5 separate regions of the Mus musculus genome follow, and all the other regions are linked to region 5. A link is a loop called in an ENCODE intact Hi-C map of the cell type or tissue named here. Cell type or tissue: heart. All regions are shown on one strand. Each heading gives the region's core, and the rest is flanking DNA. Links, peaks and the distances in the headings are about the cores only.

Region 1 (6,664 bases), core at 713-5,712, 100 kb after region 5:
AATTAGGGCAAGCTGGGGACATAGATCTAGCTGGGTCCACTCAAGCACATGCATGACAGTGAGGAAGGACGGCCAGGAGGGAGTGGCCTGTGGACCTGACTAGGTGAATACAGGGCATCGGGAGATCCTAGGCACAGGCACAGGGGTATGTAACACAGCCGCAGTCTCTTCTGTTCTCAATGGTCTCGACTCGCCTTCCACCCACTCAAGTTACTAGTATTCTTCTCCTGTCCTCTTCCCCAGATCCTTCCCGGGGCTACGTACTCCGAGTACACCTACTCTGGCTGTCCCTCAGCTACACACAAACACTTTTGACTCACAACCCAGGCATCCCAACTCTGTCCAACCCAGGCGTGGGAGGAAAAGGATGGGTATCCACAGGTTGGGCAGCTCCCAGCTACCTTGGGCCTGGTGTGATCTCCTGCTTGCAAATTCTTTATCTGTCATATCACAAGGTCTCAAACACTCTTAGGATTGTCAACAAGAATGATCTGTTGCTGAGCAATGCTGTGCTGTTTTTCTGTGACCTCTCCTGTGGGTATTCTGACAATGTTAAACACACATACACACACACACACACACACACACACACACACACACAAATCACACCACACTACCCTCTCTCAGGACTCCCTAACAGGCTTATTAATACAACAGGTCAGACTTTGAGAAGAGTCCTTTTAGCTAAGACCCTGATCTGGTGACCTCTGTCACCTACATGAAGGTCCAATAATGAACCACTGAGTATCAGTATCAATTTTAATCTTTGTAGCCACAGTGGTCAAAGATCAGAACTGTTGTGCTTGCTGAGTAGAAAGGACCTCACAGCCTTAACAAGGGGCCCCAGAGGCCTTTCGTAAAGATAGAAAGCATTTCATGAAGATCGCTGGGCAATCTGAAACCACTCTGGTTCTCTGGCTGTAACATGTACTTACTTTCTTGCGTCTCTACTGAATGTATCTAAAAATACCCTGATCCTCTGCTGTCAGATTCTGGAATACTGTCATTTGAAACAAGTCAATGTGATGGTCACAGTTTTGTGGTAAGCACTGTGTTGAATGACGACTGTCATAGAGCCCACCTAAGGAGCGTCTGCACTGACCCCCAACTCACCAGAAGCACTCGCTACCCAGAGGCATTCATCCTCTTGGAACCTTTCGTTCTTCGCTGTAAGGTGGACAGCAGCTTTACTTGACAGCATATATATATATATATATATATATATAGCTACTAAGTACTAAGAGGCCTTACAAATCTACCTGTCTGTGACATCTCCATGATTATATCTACTCTAGCCTGTCCGTATCAGTAGACTGCACACCTGCAGATTCCATCAACTTCAGAACACATGGAGACTTTCTTCTCATAGCCATTCCCTAAACACTGTGGAGTACTATTTACATGGCGCTTATATTGTATTAGCAGGTGTGATGAGCAAGCTAGAGATTATTTGAAGTATGTAGGAAATGTTCATATGTTGTATGCAAGCAGTTAACTGTTTCATAAGGTAGCTGAACATCTTCAGATGTCCGTATCCATGCAAGCCCTATAATCATGCCTACATGCTGGTAAACAACCGGACAAGTTATACTATTTAATAATCAACGTAAAAGCGTGAGCTTCTAGGAAGGGAATCGTGGTGCTCAAACCCGCTGATAGTGGCGAGGGCCATGGAAGGGTCTGAGTGGTCTTCTTTACTTGTGCTCTGGGTAAACAGTCTGGAAACCTTGCCCTAACCTTATTTCCTTACATTTGCACAAAGATATCTCTACACCTTCAACTGGATGCTAGGATGATGGAGCCTGGGACCAGGTAAAAAGCTGAGTCTTTAAGCTAAGTAAAGGCAGGCACCTAAGCCAAGGGTGTAGCGCACGCTGCAGTCCCAGCCCTTGGAAGGCTGGGGAAGAACAGTGCCTGAGCTGGGTGAGTCAGCTCTTAAGGACAGTCAGTGTCCACTCTCCTCCTGATGTGCTAGGCACAGACAAGGGAGACCCAGAGTTCCTCTTACATTCTCTAAGAACAGAGCACTCGAACATCCCCAAGAGAAATGGAAGTCCCACTTTGGTCCATCCCGGATAATGCCATGATCTCCATGCCAGCTGAGTGTGATTCCGGGGTCCTAACACTGTCAAGTCACGAACAAAAAGCAAGGAAAGGGTGAGCAGATATGGGTCGCAACAAAAACACAACTGAGGTACAGTGCCGGATGACAGCATGGATGAAGACCTGACCTAGTTCTCAGTCCACAGCATAACAAAGAAAAAACAAACAAACAAACAAACAGAAAATCACAAAAGATTACAGTCACAGATACAACAGAGATCCATTCCCAGGGCCTATGCTGGGGCAGCTTGGGGACACAATCCTACCTTTCACTGGTCACACACAAGTGCCCACTGTTAGAAACAACAAACACCAGTGCTATTTGTGCAACTTCTTAAGGCGGTTTCACCTGTACTCACAAGCCCAGTCACTGGTCACAAAGCCAGCAACCATAAAGACAAAGTACAAGTGGCTGTGGTTTGCCCAGGCAGGGCAGCAAGATGGAGCATGCCAGATGGAAAGATGTTTACAAGCTCTGGACCAAGTGCTGAGACGGGGAGGGGGCAAGCTGGCTCAAGCCCCAGGCTCTCTGCCAGGTTCCTGGCGGGCCTGCAGCAGCGTGAATTCCTGAGCAGGTTATATAAGCTGCAGGGAACCTCCCCGGGGAAGGGCCTTGCACCTGACCACAGCGGACTCTGAAGCAGGATCACAAAATCTGACCTTCTGTGAAAAGCGCTTTGTAAAGACAGGAGCAGTCCACTAAGAAAGGTCAGAGGCAGATATATCAATGTCAGTTTTGCTGTCTCCAGTCACAGCGCCACCTGCTGGTCACCAGCCAAAAGATATAATAGAGAGCTCTGTTTCTCAGGAGTTTCCCAGGCACTTACTAGGCCATTCCCTCTTCGGAACCTGCTCCTTTTTATCTCTGCTACCTGTCTCAGTGCAGAAAAAGAGCAGCAGGTCTGCACACAAGGTAACAGTCACTGAAATGAAGGAGGATTCTGATTGGCTTAAGGGGACAAAGTGCCTCTTTAGAAGCAGTAAGATGGTCTGGAAGCAGCATTCCACCATTACACCCCAAGGGCAGCTTCCTCACACAGAGGACCAGTGACAGGGCAGACACTGGGAGGTAAATCTAGACACATTTTCTGTCCCTTGCAGGGTCCTTTCCAAGTCACAGTGGCTGCCAGATCTCTTGTGAGAAATGTAACCACCAGCATACCTGAGCCTAACACATTTCCCTACCTGCAGCCTTCGGGCTTGTACACTGCACACACAGCACAACATGCCAGGTGGTTACAGGCAGAAGCAAAGGAGGCCCGCAGGTTCCTTTGAGCTAGGCAAGGTTGTAGAGGAGAAATGTGGGGTAAATCCAGAGTTGCCAAAGCCCAGGACACAGGATCGGTGATAGCTCGGCTCACTCACTGTCGTGGGAGCACTGCCAGCATAGAGCATGTTCCAGCATCTTCTCTTTCCTAAACTCTCGAAGTGGGACCAGCAGCGTGGGGCTTCTGAGCTGTGGCACAAGGCGGGCTCCACAGACTAGGATCTGAGAGTTGACTGGGACTCCTGATCTTGCACCCTCTGGGCTGAGCACAGTCGAAAGCTAAGCCATTGCCGTTTGCACCTAACTAGGGAAAAGGGTCTATTCTATTATAACAAGACTTCAGCTCATCTTTGTGCACACACCAGTCTGTCAACTCAGTTAGCTCCCTGCCTGCCCATTCAGCTAATCGAGCACGTGAGTCTAAGCTCCGAGAGCAGGCCCTGAGCTTGTCTCTACTAACTTCCTATGCCAGCCACTTTAGGAACATGAACACCAGTGATGGCCAGTGAGAAACCCCAGCAAAGGTGTCCAGTCACCAACAGCCAACTGTCAATCATACCACACATTCTAGAATACACTCACTGCGGGCTAGCCGATGCCTTTTTATACCCACAAATCAAAAAGCTCTAGGACCACAGAATGTGACTCTACTTGAGATGACACTTTTATGAAGGGCATTTAAATAAGGCCGTCAGGGTTGGCTTGGGTGAACTATAGCTGGCATCCTTGTAAAAAGAGGTTGGGGCTGGGCAGTGGTGGAACACGCCTTTAATCCCAGCACTTGGGAGGCAGAGGCAGGCGGATTTCTGAGTTTGAGGCCAGCCTGGTCTACAAAGTGAGTTCCAGGACAGCCAGGGCTATACAGAGAAACCCTGTCTCGAAAAAGCCAGGGGGCGGGGGGGGGGGGGGGGGAGAGAGGTTAGAGCTTAGGGAAATGATTCTGGTAAGACCACCTACCTATGACATAGGTCAGGAAAGACCAGCCCTGCTAATTACCCTGTCCTTATACAGACTTCAAGCCCCACAAGAACAAGAGAACAGAAATTCTTTCACAAGCCACCCAGTCTGGGGTGAGTGTCCTTTGATCGTGGCCATTCTGTCGGATTACAATGGACTAAAAGTGCTGTCAGATTTCTGACAGGCAGCAGGTCAGCCTCATAGCAGTCACTTCTATGAACTGTGCAAGGAAAAATTACACTGTGATGGAAAAATACCCTTGTCAGCTTCCACGTCTCCCACAGCCTATCTGATAACGCTGAAGAAAAAAAAGTGCAGAGCATACAAAAAAGAATTATAAACACAGGAAGTGTAAATCAAATCAGTATGCAATCCTAAAAATATTCCATGTGAGGAATGGAAACGGGTACAGGAAGGAAATCGGCTTATCGAAACCAAGTATCTCTTGTGGATCTATAATCTCCTCTGTGCCAGCACGGCTAATGGAAATGAGTCACCCAAGAGGAGCTAGCTGGCCTGTGGCATGAAGTTCACCTCCAGAGCCCTCAAGCCTGAATCTCACACATTGTGCACCATAGTTTTCCAGCATAGCTGGCTTCTGTTTCCATAAGAGCACAACTAAGACGCTGTTCCATATCACACCAGGCCCACAAATCCTTGGGAAAGCCATCCCCAGTTCTTACAAAGATCTAACTGCAGCTTCTCTGGAGCTGCACAAACAAGGAAGGGGAGAGAAGCAGCCTGGGGCAGGAGGGCGAGGGCTCCAACACCAGATCAAAGGCAGCTGCCAGGCGTCTAGGGAAGGCTCTGCTCCAAAGGGTCTTAGCAAGTCAAAGAGGCAAGCACACAGATATGGCACCACAGCTATTATGGGTGGAGAGGCTACCACCACTGAGCTGGGCAGTGGAGGAGGGTCTATGCTCAAGTTTCTCTTTTCTAAACCTGAATTAGACAGGAAGAGGACCAGGAGGCTTGAGGGCCTAGTCAGAGGCAAAGAGAAGATTCTAGAAAGTAAGCAGAGAAGCCCCTGAGAGAACAGATGCCAGGCAGGCAGCAGCCAGAGCATTTGGGGATATACCAACCTGTATTATGGGTTACGTCTGTAGCCCCTAAACTCCATGGAGACAGTAGGAGAATATGGGAGCTCTCAGGCACAATGAAGTCAGGAGGCTAAGCCTTCTGAATTCCATTAGCCCCTATAGAGACTCCAGACCCTTTTCCTGTAGGAGAGTACACAGGGACGTGGTGCTATTATACATAAGAAACCAAGTCCCCACTAGATATGGAGCCTACCAGCCCTGGACACTGGACTTCCAATCTGCAGAACTATATAAGTGAGCATCCATGTAAGCATCTGTGTGCATCCATGTAAACACACGTGAACACCATTTAAGTACCCCAGTGCAACAGTGCTCTATAGCAGTAGCCTAAACAAGTGAGGCCAGACAGGGGAACAAGCAAGAAGAAAGGGGCGGGGCCTTTGCTCACAACTCCTCCAACCAGCACAGCCCTTCTTCTTGATACAAACTCAACACAAGCCTTATGCTTACGCTCAACGACAACATACTTCTAAAGACATCCCGACGTGCCGTGGCCCTGGTCTGTTGGTCCCAGGAGCTCCCTCACGTCAGCTCTCAGCAGAGGCTGGCTCCTGGCCTCCATGACTGGTTGTGCAGGACACCCAGGACAGGCTCCCTGGCTCTTGGGATCACCCAAACACCCACTGCTAGTCACTTTCTGCTTCTAAAAACACTTCACATTAGGTTGCTTCTGGTTCCAAGGCAGCAGTGCTCTCCAAGGTGCCTTGGGCTCCCAGGGGCTGCTGCTGTCCCTGCCTTGATCCCTCCCTTTCGCACAGGACTTCGTGAGTTCTATGTGCTATATAAAGACAGGGAGAAGCACAATGCAGAAATGCCCTAGCTGGAACCACGGCACTGGTTCCTCCCTGACTACTCAATGCCTCCTCTACTCTTCAAGGTAGAGCTATTTGGTATCCTCAAATGAGGTTAGTTCTGTTCCATTGGTACAAATGCTTCATATTAATATAGATTTAAGGTTTTTATTAGCATGAATCTTTGAATATTGATTCAAAATTTAATGTTAATTTTGTTACAATATATGTAAATTTCAGCTCTTACATAGGTATTATGCCTATGCAACTCATTTAAAAATACAAGGTTTAGTCCTGGTCCTTTTAATTACAAACTATTTAAAATAATTAAGTAATGCAAGTTAAGAGTCAGTCAATCAAGCTCATGGTCATGTTAGATACTAGTCTAGATTTATTATAGAAATATAATCCTCCGTTAAACATGCAGTAGGTACCTGGAGACAAGC
Region 2 (6,664 bases), core at 663-5,662, 530 kb after region 5:
GGTTTGGGTCCTAAGGACCGTTTCCTCATCCTGGTCTTCTGACTTCACTACAGTCTGACCCAGGGCCATCTTCCTGGTTCCAGTCACTACACACGGCTAACCTGCAGCCACAGTTTCTACACATGTGAGCAAACTGTTCAGGACCCTCCTTCATGAAGTCACTCAACGCAGTGACTTCCCTTTTCCCACGTGATCTAGAACATTTTTCCAGCCCCAAGCACAGTACTGGCTGAGGGTCACAGTGGGTCCGTCTCTCATGGCCTCTGGTGGACATCCTCCCTTTTCTTCCCTAAATGCAGCATCAATACTCTTCTTCTATTCCTCTACCAGCACAGGGTTAGTTCAAAGTAGGCGCACAGTCTTTAAAAAGACAGAAATAGGGCTGGTGAGATGGCTCAGCGGTTAAGAGCACCGACTGCTCTTCCAAAGGTCCTGAGTTCAAATCCCAGCAACCACATGGTGGCTCATAACCATCCGTAACGAAATCTGATGCCCTCTTCTGGAGTGTCTGAAGACAGCTACAGTGTAATTATATATAATAAATAAATAAATAAATATTTTTAAAAAAGACAGAAATAGTTTTTTGTTGATTACTTGAACAAAATTAGAACATATATTCTCTGGAAAATTAAAAGATTGTGTGTGTGTGTGTGTGTGTGTGTGTGTATGTATGTGTGTGTGTTTGCACATGTGCACACATGTGCACCAGCCTACGTAGTGATTCATTCCCCTGTCTCTACCTCTCCCCGCAAGTACTAGGGTTACACATACACATTGTATACATTGTCACCCTTGTGCGATGAATGCTCTTCCTCAGTGAGCTACTTTTCCAGCTAAATGAAAGATTTTTTTAAAAATTCTACCCATACCTTAAACAATAACAACAATAACAGCAGCAGCAGCAATTCCCTTGCATTGGCTAAAAGAGGTTTTCTCTAGAGCTTGTGGAGAGGATTGGTTGGCTTGTCAGGGCTCGTGGAACAGTGTGTGAGCTGACCTTGGCGATGGCGGTGTAGTTCCCACATTCCAGTGTGTAGCTTGGGAGCATGATGGTCTGTCTGCGGGTGTTGACAGCAGTAGGGAGGGTAACAGTGGTCATCTCAGCACTCACAAAGCTCCAGGTGTAGGAAAGCCCTTGGGAAATGTTACAGAGGATGGCAGCTTCAAATGTCACTCCTAGTCTCAGGGGCTGAGACCTCCATATCTGGGAATTGACAAGACGGGTCATGTCACTGAATGCCAACCCTGATGGTACAGCAAGCGGTTAGAAGTGTAAATGGCTGGCCATCATTTACCCCAGTAAATACCCAGAAGATGCTCCAACATGTAATAAGGACACATGCTCCACTATGTGTATAGCAGCCTTATTTATAAAGGCCAGGAGTTAGAAAGAACTCAGATGTCCCTCAACAGAGGAATGGATACAGAAAATGTGGTACATTTACACAGTGGAGTACTCAGCTATTAAAAACAATGAATTTATGACATTCTTAGGTAAATGGATGGATCTGGAGGATATCAACCTGAGTGAGGTAACCCAATCACAAAAGAACACACATGATATGCACTCACTGATAAGTGGGTATTAGCCCAGAAGCTCGGAATACCCAAGATACAATTTGAAAACCACATGAAGGAAGACCAAAATGTGGATACTTTGATCCTTCTTAGAAGGGGGAACAAAATACCCATGGAATACAGAGACAAAGTGTCGAGCACAGACTGAATGAATGACCATTCAGAGACTGCCCCACCTAGGGATCCATCCCATATACAGTCACCAAACCCAGACACTGTTGTGGATACCAACAAGAGCTTGCTGACAGGAGCCTGATATAGCTGTCTCCTGAGAGGTTCTGCCAGTGCCTGACAAATACAGAAGTGGATGTTCACAGCCATCCATTGGACAGAGCACAGGGTCCCCAGTGAAGGAGCTAAAGAAAGTACCGAAGGAGCTGAAGGGGTTTGCAACCCATAGGAGGAACAACAATATGAACTAACCAGTACCCCCAGAGTTCCCAGGGACTAAACCACCAACCAAAGAAAACACATGGTGGGACTTATGGCTCTAGCTGCATATGTAGCAGAGGATGGCCTAGTTGATTATCAATGGGAGAAGAGGCCCTTGTGAAGGCTCTATGCCCTAGTATAGGGGAATGCCAGGGCCAGGAAGCAGGAATGGGTAGGTTGGGGTACAGGGGGAAGGGGGAGAGGATTTTTGGAGGGGAAACCAGGAAAGGGAATAACATTTGAAATGTAAATAAAGAAAATATGTAATAAAAAAAAGGGAGTGTAAATCTCTGGCCATTATTTGTATAACTGCTGGTTGAGACTTGGGGCTGGACTTTAGATAGCACCAGTAACCAGTACATTTAGTTTACATGCAAAAGTAAACAGTATATACATACACACACACACACACACACACATATATATATATACATACATATATATATATATACACATATATATACACACATATATATACACACATATATACACATATATACACACACACATATATATACATATATGTGTATACACATACACATGTGTATATATGTATATACATACACATGTGTATATATGTATACACACATGTGTATATATGTATACACACATGTATATATGTATATATACACACATATGTATATATATGCATATGTATATACACACATATGTATATATGTATATACATATATATTTTTTTGCCTGCTATGAGTATGTAAATGTAAATACTTACTTTTTCTTTCAAGAATGAGGCTAATTAAAAATGTCAAAGGAAAAGTTACCAGATTTGATTACATTACAATGTCTTTTAATTGTTATTTGTTTGTATATTTATTATGGACCTCACAGCTGTGTTGCTCTTCCCAAGCACTTTATGCCCCATCCTCTGGGACAGTAGCTATCATCCTTCCCTCAGCATACCTGGCCTGACTGTTATTTGTCCCTGAATATGGAAAAGCATTCAGGGCATGCCAACCTTAGGAGGGAGGCTGTCCAGCCAGGGACCCCTCCAGTTCTGGGGCTGATGCTAGGAGCAAGGGCTCCCCCTGGAGGATGTTCTGTTTAATTAGAATGAGAAAACTGAAAAATGGGATTTTAAGTTTCTAGCACCCTTAGTGTTAGCTTCCCTAGCCTTCTGTCCTCCTCCCCTCTGTTGTTCCCCTTAAAGCATGACACTCCAGGGAAATCCCGAGACTCAGGAGTACTTGGCCAATACAAAACAGACTCTATATTTTTGTGGGTGTGTCTTTTGTTTTAATATTTTGTCTTATAATTCTTTTCTGTTTTTGGTTTATCTGTTCTGAGTTTTGCTGTTTTTCTTATTTTTGTTTTGGGGGAGAAGGAACACAAAATTGGGTGGGTAGGGAGGTGGGGAGAATCTGGAAGGACGGGAGGGAGGGAAACAATATGGTTAAAATATATCAGAAAATTTAATTAAATGTATTTAAAGGTAAAGGAAGGTATTAGTTGCCTTCCTCCCACCTACTGACTGGGACATTTAGTCTTAAATTTTAGTTGAAATATAGTTTCTTATAAAGAAAACACAGATGATATAAAGACTGGAAAAGTTAGAAAAACAGGAGAAAGAATTTATAGCCTTATAGCTGGGAAACTTACCTTTTGTATTCTGTAGGTGGTACCATTTAAACGATTGTCAGTTCTTTTCATTGTTCTACTCTGAACATGATTTCATTATAGGACTTGCAACAAAGCCACTGGACTAACACAGTAAATGGAAATTTGTAATATTCTCAGATTTCAGACTTCATATATATAAATGATAATATGAATTAAGCCATACAATTTCCACTGGGGTGGGAGTTGGCTCTGAATGGGTGCACAGTAGAACTTGGCAAGCAAAAGTGAAGTTTCCAGGAAAGACATTCTGTCACTCAGCTCGGTGACATGGAGACGCCAAGGATACGGAGAAAGAGGTATGCATAGAGCACTGCAGGCTAAAGAGATAGTCACAGATTGCCACATGCTATTTGTCGTAATAGAAAATTAGGAACAATCAAAGTTCGGTTGTGAGGAACTTGAGAAATGGTGTAGAATTTGTACACATAATCCAATATATGCCACTGTTAAAAATCATGTAGTCAAAAAGCCAGTGGTCATGCTATAACAATTACTCAAATGTTGTGAAAGACATATATATTAAAAAGGCGCATAACAACTCCACACATAAAAAACCATAGCAGGGCGCTGGAGAAAGGACTAGGTGGATGACAGTGTTTCCTCCTCTTGCAGGGGCAGGGAAGTGGGGGCTGGAGACTAAGTCTTCTTTCCAGGACCCATGTTGGGAGGCTCACAGCCTTCTGCAACTCCAGCGCCAAGGCACATGGCGCCCTCTGCTGGTCTGGGCAAGCACCTGCACTCATGCACTCATATCCACACACACGTGATTTTAAAATAAAGGTAAATCCATTTTTAAGTCAATAAAAAATAAAATAAATACACTTATCTCTTGCTGTCTGGATTTCACACAATTCCATTTTTATACTCTTAGAAAACACGGAAAATATAAAATACAAATGGAGTCATCAATATTGTTTTCCTTCTCTTACAGAAAAGCTCAAATGAAAGTGTTTTACAGATTAAAAATTAAGTTCTCTTATTATTTATACTGTGTTTGCCTCTGTGTGTCCATTGAAAGTAAGTATAAATTAAAGCAAACAATAGATACAGGTGCAGGAATAGGAGTCTGTAGTTCCACTGTGCAAGAGGCCAAGGCAGGAAAACTGAGAGTTCTGGGATAGCTTGGGTAGTACATTGAATTTAAAGACAATCTGGGCTACATTGTGATACCAAACCTCAAATAAAATAAAATAAAATAAAATAAAATAAAATAAAATAAAATAAAATAGACGATGGATATGTAGCAGAGGGTGGCCTTGTTGGGCATCAATGGGAGGAGGGGCCCCTGGTCCTGTGAAGTCTTGATACCCCGTTGTAGGAGAATGCCAGGGTGGGGAGGCAGGAGTGGGTGTGTGGGGGAGCCCCCTCATAGAAATGGGGGGAAACCGGGAAAGGGGATAACATTTGAAATGTAAATAAATAAAATATCCAATAAAAATACTTAAAAATAAAATAAAATAAAAATAAATTAAATAAGATAACAACATTAAGAAAATATTCTTTAAAGCAAAACAAAATCAAACAAAGGAACAACATCATCTTTCCATCAGAGTGAGACTTCCAGTCAGAGCCCTGCAAGCTGTAGCCTTTCCCTGAATCCCTTGAGTTTTGGTCCATCCCTCACACAGAGAGCACAGAAGAGCCTGACACCATGGAATGCTGGCCTCTAGAGCTGCAGAGCTCTTGCCTCAGGGGACATGGACACTTGGAAGGCCTGCCCAGGGCAATCCCATACCCGCTTTGAAATCTACTGCCCTCTGGGGCTGCTGGGACCTGAAGTACCCAGGGCTGGCAGCTGATCCATTAGAGATAGCATTCTGGCAAACGCTCAGCTTTGAGTTCGCCTTCCCAAGTGTCAGGCTGGACTGGACACCTTTGACCTGAAAGTAAAACTGTCTGAAATCAAAGTCCTCAAAGGACTGCAAGAAATCAAAGGCAGCCTTCTTTTTCCTACTCTGTCGTTAATACTCAGCATATAATTGGTCATTTCTTTTAATTGTGGTGTCAAATTTTTCTTTTTACTGAAAATGCTATCATTCTATGCATAACCAAAAAAAAAAAAAAAAAAAAAAAAAGGCTACTCAAAGCAAGCTGAGCTGAGCGTCAAGAGTCATATAGGCAAATAAAAGACGTATTCAGCCACCAGAAACCAGGCTTCCGTCCCGGTGCAGGCTTTCCCTGCTCAGGAACCAGCTCCAAAGCCCTCACAGTGACTCTTTTGTGCTGAGCGCAGCAGAACAAACTTAACAAGCTTCCTTCATTCCCCAGCGAGCTCAGCAACTTGGAAGCAGCCTAGAGCGAGGTAGGCAGGATGATGAGTCCTTAAGCCCAGCCCTACCTGCACCTTCGCAGGCCCCATGTTCTTCACTGGGGGTGGTTGGCAAGGCTCCCGCACGATGAAAAGCTGCTTTCTTAGGGTAGTGGAGCTGACATTATTGAAGGCAAGGACTTCAACTGTAAACTCTCCCTCCCTGGAAGGGTAGAAAGCAGAGAATAAAGAGATTGAGGTTGTTGTACATCGGTTCTCAATCCCTCTTTATAGCCTCAGGACCCCTCACCCAAGTGTACTGTTCCTGAAGTTGCTTTTGCTTGTGGTATTCTATAACAGCGACAGAACAGTAACTAACACTCTTCTGCACACTTATTCAAGAATATTCCTCTGCAGCAGCGCCATGCTAGTCTGAGGCTTGGCCTTGACCATGCTTATCTCTGGCAGCTATGAAAACTGGACACTCATTGGAAGGACTTGATCCACTTAAGACCTAGGATCCTCCCTAGCCAGAGACTCCGCTAAGAACAACTGGCCTGCTTCTCGGACGTCCCCATACTCCCAACCTTGAGTATCATTTGCACGTGTGCTTTTGCATTAAAGAAAACCTTCTGAGACAATGATTTTGGACAAAGGCAATCAGATACAACTTATCTTTCTAATCTAGCTAGGTTCTGGACAATGATGCCACAGTCAATGAAGTATTGCATATGACATGACAAGGGTTCCTGGGATTAAAATAAGGCA
Region 3 (6,664 bases), core at 857-5,856, 240 kb after region 5:
AGATGGCCCTGATCGTGGATTACCCATCCTTCCCTGGTTCCCCCCTGTGGCAGAAGCAATCGACACTGGTCATCTGTGCTGCCACATGAGGAACCCTAAACACAGCTACACTGGGACGGGTAAAAAATAAAAACCAGAACCAGGCACAGCAGGTCATGTCTGTAATTACAGCACTCGGGAGGCTGAGGCAGCAGGATTCACCAAAAGTTCAAAGTCACATGAGCTGTAAAAACAAAGTAAGTGCCTAGACACTCTCTGAGAATGCACTGTGCCACACAACAGTTTGTGCCACAGGAAGACCTGCCACACAGACACTGAGGACCTCCCCAGGGACTCTGTGTGCAGGACCATGTTCCTTACCACAACAACAGACATGCTCAAAACACTCTTGATGCAGAATTCAAAACAAAGTTCCCAGAAGCTTGGGGAATCTGCGTCTTCTACTTTTACGAGTAACAGGCATCAAGGAAATGAATGTCCCTGCCCCTAAGCTGCACTCAGCAAACTGTGAGTGTACAGAAAATGGTGGAGGAGGGGTGCAGATATGACAGAATGGGATCCCCCCCTTTTTTTTTCAAGACAGGGTTTCTCTGTATAGCCCTGGCTGTCCTGGAACTCACTCTGTAGACCAGACTGGCCTCAAACTCAGAATTGACCTGCCTCTGCCTCCCAAGTGCTGGGATTAAAGGTGTGCACTACCACTGCCTGGCGCCCAAATTTGGTCTCAATGTAAGAGAATGGATGCATGAGTTTTGAGACTTACTTTGTTTGTTTCCTTCTGAAGTCCTGGTTATTGAATCCGAGTTCTCACATGCTACACAAGTGCTCCACCAAAAGATACAGCCAATCCTCGGGGGTTTTGAAATGCAGTACATACTCCTTCTCACCTACGCTAAGGAGTTTAAATGCCATTTCCATGTGGAGAGTCCACTGAGGATACATAGGCTTCACCGTGAGTATTAGGGGTAATTGTGCTCTGGCTGTGAACACGCTCTACTCTCTGAGAAGCACAGGGTGGCTAACACTTAACCAATACCTACTGAAGCAGCCAGCCTGATCCACTTATTTTAGCAGAAATGGTGGCAGGGGCTCTGAGTAGATGAGGCTTGCTCTGTGTCATTAGGTCACTGCTGGCAGGTTTCTTTCCAGGTGAAATGAAGATGCAACCTGTTCTCCCCTGCTTCTGGGTCCTACAAGAAGGGGCCAGGTTAGTGCACCTCTTAACGACCTTTTGCCTAGATCCAATGCCTCGGACTACCTGGTAGGTGGCATGGTCTCATAAAAGTGTTTTACTTTCAGAAAGAAAAAACTAAAGAACTTTTGCTAGCAGTACCCCAGTGTTCCCCACATCCAAGTTCAAACACAGAGTCAGAACAGGCTTCCCCTGAACATATCCATTGCTAACAGCAGGCTGACCCTAAGCAACATAATGTGGCTCCAGGGGCAGACTGCATGCAGATACACCACTAGCTCCCAGACTTTGGAAATTTGTTGGTAATTTTCCTCGTCTGTAAAATTGCTCCTTGTATCCTGGGCAGACAGAAGCTGTGACTGCCAGACAGACTCAAATACCCTCTTCCTTTGATATCTTCCACTCCACCTTCTTGTCTAGCTGACTCCTTGTCAGGCCTTGGCTATACCACGAGTATACCAGCTCCCCTGGAACCTTCTATAGCATAGTAACATATTTGATCTTGTGAACTATGAAGTCAACATTTGCAAGTAGCTCAGTTTCAAAACACAGCAGGCCAGAGAGACACTTTGTAAAAGCTAATCGATTTGCATTTAGGCATATGATGTTCCCTGAAGCAACTACTTTTTTTTTTCTATCTTCTTAGTGGTTAGGTTTCGCATCTGCTGCTGCGGATAGCTTTAGCAGCCTCGGCAGAGGAGCTACCCTCAGTGGAAGAACTGCTGCTGTCTGGACAAGCATTCAAAGCCAATTGCCAGGGAAGCAGCAGCAGCAGCCAGCCTGCAGGAGCCAGGCCATAGAACTCAGACATTGTGTCCCAGAATTCCAGCTACTCCTCCACATTTCAGCTTCATAAACAGGATACTTGGCATTTCTTTGCCCATATGCAAAATGGGTGTGATAATCCCACTTCCCTCTTTCTTCCAAGAATCATTGGGTGAGATGAAATAAACAACAGGCAAAGAGTTTAGTACCACTCAGCCAGAGGTCCTTATTGCCCTCTGTCATTCTTTGGGGGGGGGGGGGGCAGTCACCATGACTTTATCGGAGGTCTGGCTTCTTACCAATTGCCCCAGTTAGTTCTCCAGGACCCAGCAAATGCACCCCCTTGTCTGTGCCCCCCTTCCCTCACATAAACACACACACGCACACACACACACACACACACACACTCCAAGTCCTGGCCTAGCCTCCTACAGCTTCCAGCTGCAGCCATCCCCGCCCCCTTCCTGGTCCTCAGCACAGAAAAGCCTTTCTTAATACTTGTTGATTGATTTGCAAATATAACCTCATAGGCCCCAAAGAGGGAAGCAACAAAATCACAAAGACAGTCAAAAATCTCTTTTAACAGGCAAAAAACTAAAAGCACTTTTAAAAAGTATTCATATGAACAGACCAAAGCCTCAAGGAAATACATCAATATGTCAAAAGGGTTAGCTCTGATGGGGTACACATTATTACTATAGTAGCTCCTGTATTCTTGGTTTGGGGTGTCGTTTTGAAGCTCTATACAGTGGAGCAGAAGGCACAACTCAAGAAACAAAATTTGGAGTGGGCTGTGACAAAGCCGAGGGCGTTCCAATCAGTTGTGGTCACCCTAGATAGTGCGGTCTGCTGGCCCCAAGCCCTGGAGGGAACTTTTTGTGTTCAGTCACGCTAGAGAGTCGGGATCACCTGCTGGCACCGGCCAGAATGCCAGTTGGGGAAGGAAGGGGTTCGGGGTCTCTTTTTGCGGCATAGACTCTCAAATCGATCCAAGCAAACGTCCCCAGGGGCAGAACACAGAACTACACAGAAACCCCGGGGCCCAGGACCCTCCCTCCTACTTGTCAGCTACAGTGCCCGCGTGCCAGGAGACACGTGCCACAGGTGGCCCCCAGGCCTGTGCCTGCACTCGTACTCCTCCGAATAGTGGGAAAAGGCGGGATGAGACCCCTGGCTCCCAAGCAACCGAAAGGAAAGGAAAAGAGGCACACAGCTCACTTGCCTGGAAAAGGCGGGAGTAAAGTCCTGAGAAGTCTCATTGCAGCCCCAAGCGGCTCCTCCGTCTTCTCTTCCCTAACTGTCTCAGGGAGCAAAGTCCGCAGGGCCGGGGCGGCGATAGTGTGGTTCCGCCCCCGCCCTCCTAGCTAGGCGCCGGGCGCCGCGACCAGGACCCTGCCGGCCCCGGAGCTCCGGCCCGCGTCGGCCCGAGGACCTGGCTGAGCCCCAGACTCCCGATCGCCGCAGACCCCCTGGTCGTCCTCAGTCCTGGATCCCAAGCGCCCTTCCCGGGTGCCCCCGCGCCTTGTCCCTACACCCTCAACTGTCTCCGCGCCCAGGTTTGGTGTCTGCTCGGCTGCAACCCAGTTCCAAGACCCCGAACGCCCAGGCTCTGGAACCTGAGCGGGGGCCCCAAACAAAGAGTGTGGCGGCGTGTGGCTGCCCCTGCCCTGCTCCCGACCCTGGTACCTGGGCGAACCCGCAGCGCGGTCCGGCGGGGCGATGGCCGAAGCGAAGCTGGGCTCCGAGCTGCTCGCGGGCGGGCCCGTCCTCCTGGCTGGCCGCCCGCGCCCGCGGCAGGGCCCCCTCGAGGCGGCTCCGGCAATCGCTACGGACCGCCCGCGCACCGGAGCCCTGCCGGTCACCTGGTCTCATCTTCCTAACAATGTCCTGCGTTTCCAGGTGCTGGACACCCGCCCCCCGCACTCACCCCCTCGGGTTCCTGACCCAAGGGATGAGCTCTTTAAAATACCCTCCCACTTCGCTGGCCTCCCTAAATACCTCGGGGGCCCCAGTATTCTATAGGCTCAACAGTTCCATGTCTACGTAAGTGCACCTGGGGAGGGAGGTTCGAGTCCCATTCCTGCAAAACCAGTTTATTGTTTCATCCAGTGTGTCTAAGTGCTGTTTCTGCCAGGAGGAAGTCCTACAATACCCTCCAGTGACTTATTATCCCGTGGGGCTCTACGTGTATCAAGCAGCAGTCTCTAAGACAGCCCAGGATGCTCCAACAGCCCCTTCAACATCCAGAATTCACCAGGCAGGAGGAGATGATGGTGCTGGGTAGAAGTCCCTTGACTTCTTAAAGTGAACCTAGCAGGAGAGAATACGGTTGAGGCTGGCAGGAACACAGGAGAAAGAAGATCTCCTGAACAGCCTTTCTCAGATGAGGACAGAGCAAGATTTCTTAAGAGATCCCCAAGATTCGGATAGCTGGGCCTCTGTGTCCATTTTCTCATTGCGATCTCCAGGGAATGATGGCATGCCATTGCATGGTCTTTCAAACACGTCTGCATAAATGAGATGGAATTTCCATCAGTTTCTAGTGGACACCAGCAGCCCTTAATATCTCTGATTCCACTCCGGGAAAACACTCCAGGTAGCTTTAAAAGAGGGTAGAAATTGTATCTATCTGCTCGGTGCAGCCACTGTCTGAGGTTACCAAAACCTGTTCAATTCTTGCCATATTGTGCCTTCAAGAAAAAGCCAGGCTTGCCAGGAATGGTGGAGAAGCTGAGCTAGGAAAGTAATATCTGGTGGATCTGTTTACAGCGCAGCCTTCACAAACACTGAGGTGAGGCCCTGGATCCTAGGCCAGGCTAGAGGCCGGGCCACACCCTGTTTCCTCTCCCCCAGGTTTGGGAAGGCTATGCCTATCTCTGAGAAATGGAGACATTGGGAGAAGGAGATGTTGCCTGAGGCAAAAGCTTCCCCAGGCCCTGAGCCCCAGGCCCTAAGGAATGAAACAAGCATTTCCCTAGCCTCTGGGAGTCCCACGGGTCATGGGTGAGGAACAGGATGCTTGTAAAGGAGCCTTTAGAGGGGATAGGGAGGAGGTCACAGTCATTCTGCTAGAAAGGGGGACAAGGCAGGAACTGTTCCTTTGCCTTTGACCTGGTAAGAAAACACCCCCAAAATCTTAACTTGACATAGGTAAACCAAGTGGTGGGGATCAGAGCACTGTAAGGTGAGGATCCAAGACTATCCAGATTCCGTGCTGTTCTCTCAGATGTTTACCAACAGCCTACTCACTCCAGCCCTCCAGTCACTGGGTTGCCTTGCTTGGTCCCAGCTGCCCGAGGGACTGCAAGAATTTCCACAAGGTGTTCCAATCACCCTCCTTAAGAGCTAATGTGGGAAAGTACTTGATAGCTCAGAATAAGGAAGACCCCAGGCAAGGCTGGGATTCTGCATCTCTGTACCAGGAGCCTCTGCTAAGATCTCCCTACTCTGTTTTCCCTACCCAAACTAAATGGTCCCAGACCCCTGTCCCTGCCCTCCCTGCGGGGATAGTTCCAGTGTGGGATAGATTCTCTAATTAGATCCTTGTTTCTAGAACAGTGAAGTGGGGGCCAGTGCACGTAATGTCCGTCCTTACGTTCAATGCTAGTGTTCAAAAATAAACTGAAAAGAGAAACTGGACCATAGTATCTTTGAGCACCCCATGTCTGGCTGCTCCATGGTCCCTGCATCTTGTCTACAGGATGAACAAAGAAAACTTTGGATGATTGACCTGGGCCTGGCTTATGCAGAGCTGAGCACCATGGGGCCTCCTCACTTCACATGCCATGACTTTATATTTCCAAAAACTTAAAACAAAAACAAGGCATGAGCAATTATCAGCCCCCCAAAAGGAGATCATGTGGGGTCCCCCCCCCAGGCTTAGCCCTCCAAAAATGTCTCAGAGTTTAAAACAAAAGTGTCAAACCAATTTAGCTAAAGAAAAGTCTGCTGAACTGGCCCCTCCCTGCGGGTTCCCCCAGCAGGAGAGAGCGCTGGTGGGTCTGGTGCTGTACCTTCCTTTCTCAGCCCCCAACCCCAACCCCTCTGGGGCCTCCTTGACTCTTCCCAACTGGAGTCTAGATCTTCTTAGTAATTTTGTCCTTGCTATGGGGACTGTCTTTACCTTGACAAAAGACTGATAGGATACATTTGTATCTCTAGATGGATGACTTAATGCGCCCCCTTTCACTGAAAAGAAATTTTGCGTTCCCTTTCACTGAAAAGTAATGTTTCCAGACCTATTGAACAGCAACAGGAAACACATGAGAGGTGGCTGCATAGCCTGCAGTGCTGTGAGGCAGCCCGGGTTTGAGTGTGAGCACACTACAAGGTTTTGCCTTCAGAGACTGCTCACTATGAGCCTTCTTCTTTTCCTTCTGCCCCACAAAGGAGCAGATCACATTTTGACAGCACAGGCTTCACACTGCACCCCCCCCCCCACAGGCTCATCTCACTTTAGCTTATTTATTTAGATTATTTTTTTAAACAGGTCCTTGCTATGCAGCCCATGCTGTTCTCATCGTTCTCTTGTCTCTGCCTCCCACCTGTTGGTGGAGCACTACAGGCTGGCCCAGCCCTTGCCTACACTGTGTCTAGAGTTTCCTACAAATCTATCATCAGTTGTATGTGTCGACCTGAAAAGGGGGAGGGATGTGCAGACTGCTGACCAAACGTTGTTTGGGGACATTTTTTTTCTTTTTTGTTTGG
Region 4 (6,664 bases), core at 724-5,723, 440 kb after region 5:
TCATTCATTCACTCAACAAACATTACTGGGCAAGTACTAAGTACCAGGCATTCTTGTAGACACTGGGAAACAAGACCAGATCCCTGTCCTGTGGGGAAACAAAGAAACTGTATATAGCTGAATATGCAGCCTACAATAACAGTTACAACTGATGATCTTTTAACTCTACCGTGGTCAAAATTACACCCGCCAACACTTGAGCTTTTCACTTGTAGCTCAGTATCCAATTCTAGGAGATGTTCAACACTTGATTACAAGGTAGGCTTTGCCTTAGGTCACCAAGTGAGAGTGGATGGAATGTTCTGAGCACTTTTGGTTAGCTGAGCATTAGGTCACTTGAGCCAGTGCACAGCAGCCAGAAAGCCTGGGACAGGCATCTCTTGACTTCATGTTCAGGGATACAACCTCAGAAGCTGGCAAGAGGATGCTTCGTGCCAGATAGTCTCTGCCCAGGTGTGGGGCAGGGACTCCTTAAGGGCTGTAATAACTTACAACCATGTAAGAAAGGTAGATAGACAGTCTAATCCAAAAGGAACCAAGGGCAAGGAAAAGCCTTCAAAATATGTTAATGGGGAAACAAATACTCTGATCAGCAATTTATATACACTGAACGTACACACATCCATCATCTCCCTCCTTAACCTGTGTAAGCAATAGCCCAGGAGCTATCAAGCTGACTTATTTTAGTTCCTTCTTCCTCCCTCCCTCCCTCCCTCCCTCCCTCCCTCCCTCCCTCCCTCCCTCCCTCCCTCCTCCTTTTCTTCTAGATTTCTATGTGTGTGTGTGTGTGTGTGTGTGTGTGTGTGTGTGTGTGTGTGTGTGTGATATGTATGCAGGTAACTGCAAACACCAAAAGAGAGAACTGGCCCTTCTAGAGCTGGGGTTGCAGGCAGTTAGTTATGAGCTGCTGGGCATGGGTGCTGGGAACTGAACTTGGGTCCTCTAGAAGAGCACTGTGCACGCTTAACCACAGAGCTTCTCCAGCCCCAGGTCCCTTTCCTTGAGTAGAGTTTGTCTCCTACCCATCCACTTATGTGTGTTGTCGTTGTTATTGTTATGGAGCTTAATCTACTGACTGCTCATTCTTAATTCCATACTTTTCTGAAAACTTGGCCAATCTTGTCAAATCCTAAGCAAGTGGGAGAGCTGCAGGGGACATCTAGAGGCTCTGATGGAGAAACAGCATTTCTTGGAAAGGAGGCAGAGTCAGCGTGAGAGGCACAAATACAGCTGGTAAAACCCTGAAAATATTCACAGCCCCAGGGAGAAAGCACTGTCCAAAGACACAGAGGGAGGGAGGCAGGGAGGAACATCGGCAGACAAGCTTACTGCACACCTGCCGCTAGGTAAGGCCCATATCTGTTTGAAAAAACAAGCTAGCATATGTTTAATGTCTATACTGAGTTCCCATAACACTTAAAATTGCTTTTAAAAATTTATTTATTTTTTATGTGTATGGGTGTTTTCTTTTTATGCACTTCTGTGTATCATGTGTGTGCCTGGTACCTTCAGAGGGCAGAAGAGGGCATTGGATCCCCTCGGACTACAGTTACAAATTGTTATGAGCAGCTCTATGGGTGTAAGAAACAGAAGCAGAGTTCTCTGGAGGAGCAGCCAGTATCCTTCACCACTGAACCATCTCTCCACACATACACACACACAAACACACCCCCACACCCACAGTAGATTTTGAGGTACTGGGGCATCAACCCAAGGTGTCTTTGCCCACATTAAGCATGTGATCTGCCAGTGAACTGCACCCTTGGCCCAAGCTTGCAGAATTTAGAGAAATGTTATCACTTGCCATACTTGCTCCCCGTTGGGACCACATTAATGAAGCTGTCAAGAAACACCTGCTGCTACCCAGAGCTCACACATCCCCACACAAAGGAACCATCGTGCTCCTTCATGGCACACTGGAGAGCAAGAGGTGAACCAAAGGATCCAACCATAGCCTGGTCCTGTGTGCACTAATTACAGCAATTATATCAAATGGGCCCACAGCTCCAGTCCAGCGAGAAGACCACTGGGATGGAGCAAGGATTTTGCCTCACCTCACTTGTGGCTCAGTTAAGTTTTGTTGACTTGAGATTTCATGAAGACTTTGAGTTCAGAAGTACTTCAAACACAAATTAAATGTGACACAATCTGATATTAGAGTAATTTTTTTGAAGACAGAAATCTAGAATCTTACTTATCCTAACTTTATAGAGGATGCTGCAGCAGCCAGGAGCAAAGGGCTGCCAGCCACAGGGAGCCAAGAGAGCACCCCTTGGATTCCATCGGATTCACTTTTCCTAGGCTTGCCCTGCCCCCAGAATGCTACAAATAACAGCCCCTAGGGACTTGTTGATTTTAAGGATTAGGACTGGGGGGATGGGTGAGGCAGAGAGGGTCCACTTTAAACATTCCATTTTGAACTATGACATATAAATATGGCAGTGAGGTCTCTATCCTTGTGGGAAACATGAGGCTCTAAGCCCACCTGGGTCAACATTTGGGAGGGTTACCTGAGTGTACCAGGTCCAAGAGTACAGGAATTTTACAGATGTTATCTCAGCTGGAATATTTGACAATCGAGAGGCATATGAGAAATGTCAAAGAAAAAGGAATTCGTGAAATGTGAGATAAAAATAAACTAGCCAAATCAGTGGTTTTTGTGTTTTGATTTCCATGTCTAAAAAAGGCCCCACATGGTCTCTTTGTTTTGCTCACAGCGCCCCCTCCTGGCATAATCTACGCACCTGTTCATACAGAAGAACTAAGTTGTCCAAGTAGAAGCTAACTGTGGCGTTGGAAAATGGGACTCAGAAACTACCATGTAGCTTCCCTAGAGCTTTAGCAGTCCTGGGATTATTGAGTCATGGCAAGTTCAAGTACTGGGGCTTCCAGGCAGTACCTTGCTAAAAAGTAATAAGAATAAAGGGAATGACATCTGGGAGTCACCATCTAGCAGGGTGCCTGTGTTCCTCTGCCTTACAGAATCTAAAAATATGTCCCTAAAGCAAAAAGGTGAGATGAATTGTTCAAAGGCAACACATTCATAAAAATGCTACAGAAATGAGTATTAAAATATTCCTTACAGAAGAGAAAGGAAACCCTGGAGTGTGTAGAGTTGTTCTGTCAGTAGAAAGTAAGCAATGATAATCCATATCGCCAGAGTCACACTGCCTTGAAGAAACTGCCCAGTTGGTAACTTTCACTGACTAAGGAATGTTCTAAATGTATCCACTCGTTTCATTGGGCATCCGAATCTCAGAGGTGTCAGGACCCCAAAAAGGTACCCATGTGTCAGATGAATGGGAGTGGGCCTTTGCCTTAAACTGCTCCCTTGGTCAGTGTTTCTTTATAATGCAAATCCTGCTGCAATTAAAAGTAGGAAATAAAAACAATGAACACTTGAATGCTTGGCAGAGAAGCACAGTTTGAAATTGGGTATCAGGAATCATGAATTGTGACTGTAGCCTTTGGTTAAAGAACACTGATATTTTTCTGCAAAATAGATGATATGACTTTCTCAGGCCTAGAACTTCTTTCACTTTTGACCCCAAATGAGATGCCAAGCACCTGCCAAAGTCTGCAAATGGAGCCCTCCGTTAACATGGGTAATTAGACAGCCTTTCACAGACTTCAGACACAGGCTTTGATGAAGACCTTTCTCTGGGCACAGTCTTGGATAGGTGAAATTGACAGGAGGTGTGGGTAGATCGTCTGTAGGGCGCCCCCTTCTGGAACACAGTGAAGGAAACTGATTCTGGAACCCAGAGCCTGAAGTCTTTGAACATGGGTGTAATGACCATGAATTAGTGCAACACTCCCCAGATCTGCAAGAGCCCCCCAATCCTCCTACCTTGTAAATGCTTTCCTGATGGCATGATTGAGAGAAATTTCACCTGGGCAGAATCTCCCATATGCTATAAACAAAAGCAGCAGTAGCATGATGCTGTGTGTGGTCATGTCTCTGCGAAGAGAGATTAAAGAATTAGCATCCTTAGAGATCCCGTGTGTTCACATTTCCCTCATGGAAAGTATTTTAGGGAGCCGGGCATCTATGTCCCGGTTCGGATGTATTTGTAGAAAGGCACGAGATGGGTTAAATGCTGTGTTTATTCTTTGTACTTTCAAAAGACTCTTTCTTAGTTTTTATTAGTTCTTTGAAAACTGCACAAAAGTACTTTGATCACATTCACCTCCTCACCCAGCTCCTTCTAGACCCACCCACTTGCCCTACTCATTCAAGTTTGTGTCTTTATTGTTTTCTTTTTAACCATTCAAGTATAATTCGTGCTGCCCTTATGCTCTGCAATATGTGGCCTTCCACTAGAGCTTGGTCAACCTACTCTGGGCATACCCTTAAGGAAAACTGTCTCTCTCCCACCACCTATCAATCGCCAATAGTTTCTTAGCTTGGGATGGGATTTCAACACCTCTGTGTTGGTTTTGCTCTTTTATGTTATCAACCTCCAGCTTTCCCACCCCATTTTGAAAAGCCTATTCACTTGTACATCGAATTGTCTTAACGTTTTTGCCAATAAAACTGCTTGGGCCTATTTATTGGCTGCTTCTGGTCTCTCCCTTCTGTTCCATTGATTTAGGTGTCTATTTCATTCATCTGTGATTTACTCTCCACATTGAAGAGTCCTGGATTTTGGTATTTCTGAGCTAGAATCCATGTTATCTTTCTCAGACTGTAAACAATTCTCTTTGAGGACAGCAGCAATGACAAAACTAGACAACCATGTAATTGCTTGTGTGTCCTATCCCACAGTGGGTCATTAATCTGAAGAATGACAGACACCTGCTATACACTGATGTAGGCACTGGTGCGTTCCCACTGCTTTCAGGCTACATTTCAACCTTTGAGGATTGTTTCTTAACTCTCCTGACTGTTTTATGCATTTCCCATTGAGCTTACACCACAGCAGCTGAGTCTTTCGCTGTGCTCGAGTGGAGTGTTGCATCTTACTTGATTTACGAAGGATAAGGGCTCTTGGTGCTTAAGGTTACCATTAGCTACTTTTCTAAATTCTCTCACTGCCTCTTTATTTGTTTGTTTTTCTTTCTTTCTTTTGTGGGACCTTCCCAGACTTTTACTAATGACATCTACATAAAGAGTTAGCTTTGTCCCATTCTGAGCCTGTTGTCTCTAGCTGTGTTTTTGGTTGTCCACCTTGGTGTGGACACTGCTTGTGGCACTCTTAGCATGAGGATTTGGCCCAGGAGCTGGGTTTCTCAAGGTTGATTTGCTCAGCTCGGCAAGCTCTGTGGACATCAGCTACCCAGTGTTCCAGACGTTACACAGGCCTGTGAACTGGGGTTGCGTGGCAGCGCAGTCCCTGGTGTGACCCCTCTCAGTAGCTCCAGATCCACCCTGTTCTCAGACACCTAGACATCTACAGTCCCCTCATGTCCTGGTCTTGAGCAGGGCAAGTGGGTACTGCAGGGCACTGGCTACACAGTGCTTAGTGTACCCATGTGACTTCAAGGTGTGTGTGTGTGTGTGTGTGTGTGTGTGTGTGACTTAGGTCTGCCATTCATGTTTTTGGTGGGTTTGGTTCCTTGTTTTTATGGGCAGCCTGAACAAATGTAAAAGTCTTTGTCAGTGTTTTATCTTTTCAGAATTCCTTTTTCACTCACTTTACATTTGACATTGGAATAATGCCATGGTTCTCTTCTTTGGAGAAGAACCTGTCTCAGGACCTGTTCTTTACATAAGAGAGCTGAGTACGTGTGGGGGATGAGGAAGGGTTTTTAAGAGAGACAATAAACTGGAGGGGACACTGCATACTTTAATGACATCACTGTGGGAAAAACATCTGGAGCTTCTAGATTCTTGATGGATTCAGGAAGCCTAGAACCTGGAACTCGGAACTGGGAGACATGCATGGACTGGTCCTTGCAGAGGGTTCCTCCAGGAACTGCTTCCAGTATCTACCACAGATGGGCAGGGGAATGGGTACCACTGACAAAGAAGCCTGACTGAAGTCAAGTTTGGAGATGGTTGTCTCAGTATCATAGTTACTAACTTTGATGCTTTATCTAAATATTTGAAGTGGACTTTGAGTTGATCTCCAGAACATGTCTGTGTAAACTGTACTGTTGACTTATTTTAGAATACTGGTCCCTGGGCTCATTCAATGCCTATGGAGAGGTACACCAGTTGCTCTTGGACTTTCATAGCCCTGTGTAGCCAGCTGGAGGAGCACAATTCGGGGTCTGGTGTTGGGCACAGTGTGATGTATGTGAGTCTGTGTGGCTGATGGAGTTGAGGTCAGAGCTCTGGGCCATGGATATAACCAGAACACTTTCCTTCCTTAAATGCAGTGTCTCTGTCCCTCACCCTCTGGCACGGGCTGAGACATGGGAAAGGATTTTCCCAAGTGCAGGATCTCTTATCATTCCCTCTAAAAAGAAGACAGGGCCAGAGGAAGACCATTGTATTCTGGCCTTCACCTACCTCAGGGCTGCCTGCATGATGCTCTCTCTCCTCAGTCTCTCCCCGGTCACTCTGAGCTTAGCCTTGGATGGTGTCTGAGCCCAGCGCAGGTGGCGTTCTCGTTGTCGGGTAGCCAAGACCTGTGACAGAAGGGGGGCACCATCATACTGGGGTCAGCATTGGAGAAAGAGAGGCTTTTGGTGTCCCTGCCAATCCAAGAGCTGTCAT
Region 5 (5,000 bases), core at 1-5,000:
GCGTGGTTGTGGCTGGAGTGGAGAAAAACACTTGTAACTAGAGAGGCTGGGGGGATTTGAAGAAAGTAGCTGCCTGAGTAAACTGCTTAAAGAAGAACCGGTGGTTGAGTCTTTCTTGCTGGTCGAGTGGGACGCGACAAGAGATCTCCCTGATTTGCTGCCCTGCTAATCCCATCTGTGATTTTTTTAAAAAAAACACCTTGAATAATAACTTCTTCTCATAATCAGGCCCCAAACACTGACACCATTGCACACACTAGCAAGATTTTGCTGAAAGGACCCAGATATAGCTGTCTCTTGCGAGGCTATGCTGGGGCCTAGCAAACACAGAAGTGGATGCTCACAGTCAGCTATTGGATGGAACACAGGGCCCCCAATGGAGGAGCTAGAGAAAGTACCCAAGGAGCTAAAGGGGTCTGCAAGGCTATAGTGGAACAACAATATGAACTAACCAGTACCCCCAGAGCTCATATCTCTAGCTGCATATGTATCAGAAGATGGCCTAGTCAGCCATCAGTGGAAAGAGAGGCCCATTGGTCTTGCAAACTTTATCTGCCTCAGTACAGGGGAACGCCAGGGCCAAGAAGTGGGAGTGTGGGAGGGAGGGGAGTTGGGGGGGAGGGTTTGGGTGACTTTCGGGGTAGCATTGGAAATGTAAATGAAGAAAACACCTAATTAAAAAATAATAATAATAAAAATTTAAAAAATAAATAGTCAATCAAAAATAATAATAATAACTTCTTCTGATACGTGGCTATAGCAGCTCATATAGCAGTTCTAGGTTGGAACTTACTATCTGAAGCCACCTGGATCCATGTTCCCAGCCAATGGTCACTCATATTAGGCTTGGAATAAATGGTCTCCTTTCCTTCCAAGGACAGAGCTGTGTTTTTAGCGGACACACCATACACAATTAAAGGCTGCAGAGCTGCTTTCCAGGACCCATCCATCTATACACACATTCCTCTTGTTTCTTAAACCAACACCAACTGGAAAAGCATCTGTGGATAAAATTTGTTTTCAGCTGAGTTAAAAGCATAGGTCCCCCAAAAATGGCCTGCTCGGGACCATAATCCCTGCTAGGCTGTCAGCAGGGGGGAGAGCTTCAACAGATGTCACCATCCCCAAGGCCTCCGGAGCTCATCGCGCTGTTAAAGGTCTCCTTCACAGGGGATGTCTATGGAAGTCGGGCGGCATAGCAACCATTTTACTCACAAGTGTAAAGTGTTAGAGTATTCACAGTTCACTCTCGCCATGGTTTTAGAGCAGGCCCACTATTCCACAGAGAAGGCGCTTTTGTCTGGTCTCCAGATGCAGAAACACACACACACATACACACACACACACACACACACACACACACACACACACACACACAAATACCCAGAGAACTATGCTTCTGCAGAGGTAATGAAGAGGAAATGGGAATACACAAGGGGGTCAGAAACTATACATACACACACATACACACACATACACATACATACATACATACATACATACATACATACACATATGTCATGGCAGACAGAGCTAGCATTCTACCCACAAGGTTAAACTGCTAGAGCATATTCACATGTAACAGACAAAGAACAGCACCCTCTCTCCTTCCCTTAGAAACCTCCACAGAACCTGTTTCAGCTCCCAGGGGACATCCAAGGAAACATGAAAACACGAGGACAGTGCTTTATGTGCTGGCTCGTGTCGGCTACCTCTGTTCTGGGGGCATGGATGATACTGGATTATTTGTGACACTACTTATGAGACCGACCTCAGGTTTTCAGTCTGAATGTTGGACTTTTTGCAACTCCTGCCATAGTTGGGGTGATAACACCACTTGTTGGAAACATTCCCCCCACTCATTTGATTGTCTTCCTGGCTTCCACACGCCCCGTCAGGTTTCATCTGGGACTAACGGGAGGGCTGAGGCCTGCAGTTGTCAATAACTAGGGAGCTCTAAGTCCAGGGTCTACCATGAAGTTCAGGTCCAACCCAGGCCATAAGCAACAGGGCTTCAGTAACTATACTTTTATCCTCTAAGGCAGTGACTCTTAACCTTCCCAGTGCTGCTATCTTTTAATACAGTTCTTCATCTTATGGTGACCCCACTCCAACCATAAAATTCTTTTCCTTACTACTTCATAATTGTAATTTAGCTGCTGTTATGAGTCCTAATGTAAATACCTGATATGCAGAATATCTGATATGCGACACCTGTGAAAAGGGTTGTGACCATCAGGTTGAGAGCCACTTTTCTAAGGGGACTAATATTTGCCATTACACTCATCCTCCCTTTTAAGCTGGCAACAATTTACAGATTATAAAGACACCCTGCTGTAGGAAGCTATGATAGCCACTAGGGGGCAGGATCACCTCACTGAATTCTCAACAACTGGCTGGCTCCACGCAGCACAAAGCTGGGGGCAGAGGGAGGAGAGCACACTGGTAATGGAGGTTTTGCTTGATTCTTGGCATTAGAAGGCAGCCTGCACTTTGGGGGAAGCCCGGGAAGCGTGCATGCACAAAGAGGCAGGGACTGAGTTCCTGCAGCCTCCTCTGCTGCATTGTTGGTTGTCCTGAGAAGGCAGGATGTAGAAAGCACCGAATGTGAAACAACACATTCGGTGGTGTGAAACAACACATTCTTTGTGTTTTTCCTTTTGCTGGTGGCCAAGGCACAACCCTAAACTTCATGGTCTATGAACGGAGACTGGGCCACTGCCAAGACAGACTGAGAAGCAAGCTACTCAGTGAGCATGACCACCACACTACTTATGCCTTAGAAGCCAAGGCCAATTTGCTGTTTTCAAACCGTTAAAAGCCGGCAGGGCCACTGAACCTGTAGAAAGCTAATCATAAGCCCGTTGTCACTGCAGGAGGTTAGAGATTTATCAGCTCAGAGCACAGAGGAAATTCTTGTTGACTTAGAATTTGAGGTCATATCCTCACCCAGATGGAGGGGAAACATACACGTGTGTGCCCAGGCTAATGATTCCTGGGACTCATCTCAGCGGGTGGCAGCTTGGACACATAAACCAACCAACCATAGTGATGCACTGCACTTAGCAAACAGCAGGCACTTAGCTCGAGTCTGCTCTGCAGACCTAATCTACTCAGTGTAGAGTCAGAACCCAGGAGACCTGGCACGGGGCATGAAACTGCTGAGCCTCTGGTTCTCCAGTATCTGCCCTACAAAGACGCATGCACAGAGCAAGGGTCTGGATGCTCTTTGTCAAAGTGGGGAAGCTTTTAGTGACACAGTGACACTCTTCCTATCCATCTTTGCCCTGCATAACAGGCTGGAAAAGTAGCTTCATTGCACTGATGAGCCAGTCCTGCACGAAGAGGGAAATGCTGGCCAGGCAACACAGCAGATGGATAAAAGATGAGCTCACTTGTCTAGGTAGCCCTGGAATTTAGACCTGGCCTCCTTACGTGCCAGGCTTGAGGGCTCGTCCAGTAAGAAGTGGACAGCCGCAAGCTTCCTTACCCTTAAGTTAAGGAGTTACTGAGACTGTGAAGTCTCTGTACCTCATGAAATGGTGGTAGATGTTTCTAAGACTCTTTAAATGGCTGTCTGAAGTGTTTACAAATAAGAGGTTCATCTCAGGCCCCATACAACACTGAGGGAGCACAATGAATCCAGTATGTGGGGTGAGTAACGAATGGATTGGGGTGGTAGGCCTCCGTGGTGCCCAGCCCAGCCCAGGCTACATCCAGTCATCGCTGTAACACCTTTCATTTCTAGTACAGGCATTTAGACTTATAAATTTCACTCTGGCCACTGCTTTAGCTACACCCCATGGATGCTAGTTTTATTTTCTACGGAACATTCATTTCTATGTGAAACACCAGGCTTCCTTGCCCACTACCTCGGCCCCACACAAACCCTGCTACTTAGAAAAGTGTTCTCTATCTTCCATGTGTGCAGAGACTTTTCTCACCATGGCACTTCATTGATTTCGAGGATAATTCCTTACTATACAAGAATAAACTCTGTTGTATGGCATACATTTGTTGAATTTTGTCTGTCTGACAGCTTGATCTACTTTGATGGCCATTCCATGAGGATTTTGAGAAATGCCCAACTTTACTATTTCTGTGGGTTGTTCTGTGTCAGTCAGAAGCTGCTGGGAGCTTCCGTTGTTTCAGTTTTCCTACATTCTTCCTGACTGCCGCTCCAGCTGTTCCTACCACTGTCTTGGGCAAGTACTTTATTGACTCCACGGCAAATAAAATAATTGTCCTCCAGCAAGTGGTGCCCGACGGCTTCGGTTAATGTTTGTATAATTTACCCCTCTTACACCTTTTGATTCTCAACCATCCAGCGAGACTGATTTGAAGTCTCTTCTGAACAGCATGTGGCTGGGCTATTCCCAGTCAGCCAACTAGTATTTTGACTGGTGAAGTTTGGTCACTTATGCATTAAGGAAATTACAGTGTGTTGGGGCAAATCTGTTGTCCTATTTATTTCAGCTTGCTGCATTTAATTTTTGGTTTTCCTACTTCTGTCTTCTACTTCCTAAGGGTTGGCATTTCAGAAATTCTATCTTGATATGTTTAGTGCAATTGAATTTAACCCTCCCTCCCATTATTATAATGGATGCTCTGGTAATTAAAATAAAATGGGTGATTTTACTGTTGTCTGGGGTATTTCATTTTTGCTACATGATGAGGCTTGAGAGATGGCTCAGTGGATACAGGCACTGACTGCTCTTCTATAGGACCTGGCTTTGTCCTGCCTTTCACAGCTTCATACAAACCACTGCCATTCAAGCTCTTGTGTGCCCATACAAGACCCAGAATTCCCCCCATGGCTCCTTGTAGGTTTTTTTTCCTTTCTCTTTAGTTTTCAGAAAATTTTATTTCTTGTCATGAATTTTTAAAGTAAAATAATGTGTGCACACTCAAGGCATATGTGTGATGAGACACAGTGATCCGTAGATAGAAACACACTAATAAGTACATCATCTCAGTGTGTGTGTGAAGACCAGCTTCAA

What was found. Hi-C counts contacts between places; a loop is a spot of excess contacts. Peaks named below come from ENCODE experiments on the same cell type or tissue, not always from the same donor. Only the 100,000 strongest peaks of a DNase experiment are listed, where the experiment ranks them.
Region 1: a loop joins it to region 5, with 9 times the contacts of the local background. A loop is called at or near these places in 31 of 42 quality-filtered maps.
Region 2: it touches region 5 in a loop (15-fold over the local background); 24 of 42 quality-filtered maps call a loop at or near these places.
Region 3: it touches region 5 in a loop (2.2-fold over the local background); 2 of 42 quality-filtered maps call a loop at or near these places.
Region 4: a loop joins it to region 5, with 6 times the contacts of the local background. A loop is called at or near these places in 33 of 42 quality-filtered maps.

What each region holds. Positions count from the first base shown.
Region 1 is chr11:8,521,157-8,527,820 of GRCm38, forward strand. All of the region lies in intron 13 of Tns3 (tensin 3), which reads right to left. Among named protein-coding and RNA genes, the nearest start is that of Tns3, 140 kb to the right of the region's middle. In heart, for the core only: a CTCF peak has its summit at 2,868 (motif pointing left); a DNase peak (open chromatin) is centred at 2,665; H3K27ac peaks cover 1,939 bases.
Region 2 is chr11:8,952,865-8,959,528 of GRCm38, forward strand. Pkd1l1 reads right to left here. Exons shown (of 52, transcript XM_017314870.1): 8 at 5,987-6,119; 9 at 998-1,204. Among named protein-coding and RNA genes, the nearest start is that of Pkd1l1, 19 kb to the right of the region's middle. In heart, for the core only: CTCF peaks have their summits at 3,043 (motif pointing left) and 4,378 (motif pointing left); no DNase peak of the experiment used is centred there.
Region 3 is chr11:8,660,836-8,667,499 of GRCm38, forward strand. It overlaps Tns3 (tensin 3), which reads right to left and starts at 3,700. Exons shown (of 31, transcript NM_001083587.1): 1 at 3,644-3,700. In heart, for the core only: a CTCF peak has its summit at 3,805; DNase peaks (open chromatin) are centred at 3,106 and 3,426; H3K4me3 peaks cover 2,518 bases; H3K27ac peaks cover 1,913 bases; H3K27me3 peaks cover 2,330 bases.
Region 4 is chr11:8,857,346-8,864,009 of GRCm38, forward strand. Pkd1l1 reads right to left here. Exons shown (of 52, transcript XM_017314870.1): 40 at 6,458-6,576; 41 at 3,851-3,961. Among named protein-coding and RNA genes, the nearest start is that of Gm40814, 60 kb to the right of the region's middle. In heart, for the core only: CTCF peaks have their summits at 2,735 (motif pointing left) and 3,721 (motif pointing left); a DNase peak (open chromatin) is centred at 2,726.
Region 5 is chr11:8,422,047-8,427,046 of GRCm38, forward strand. No RefSeq gene overlaps it. Among named protein-coding and RNA genes, the nearest start is that of Tns3, 240 kb to the right of the region's middle. In heart, for the core only: a CTCF peak has its summit at 2,353 (motif pointing right); a DNase peak (open chromatin) is centred at 2,525; H3K27ac peaks cover 516 bases; H3K27me3 peaks cover 420 bases.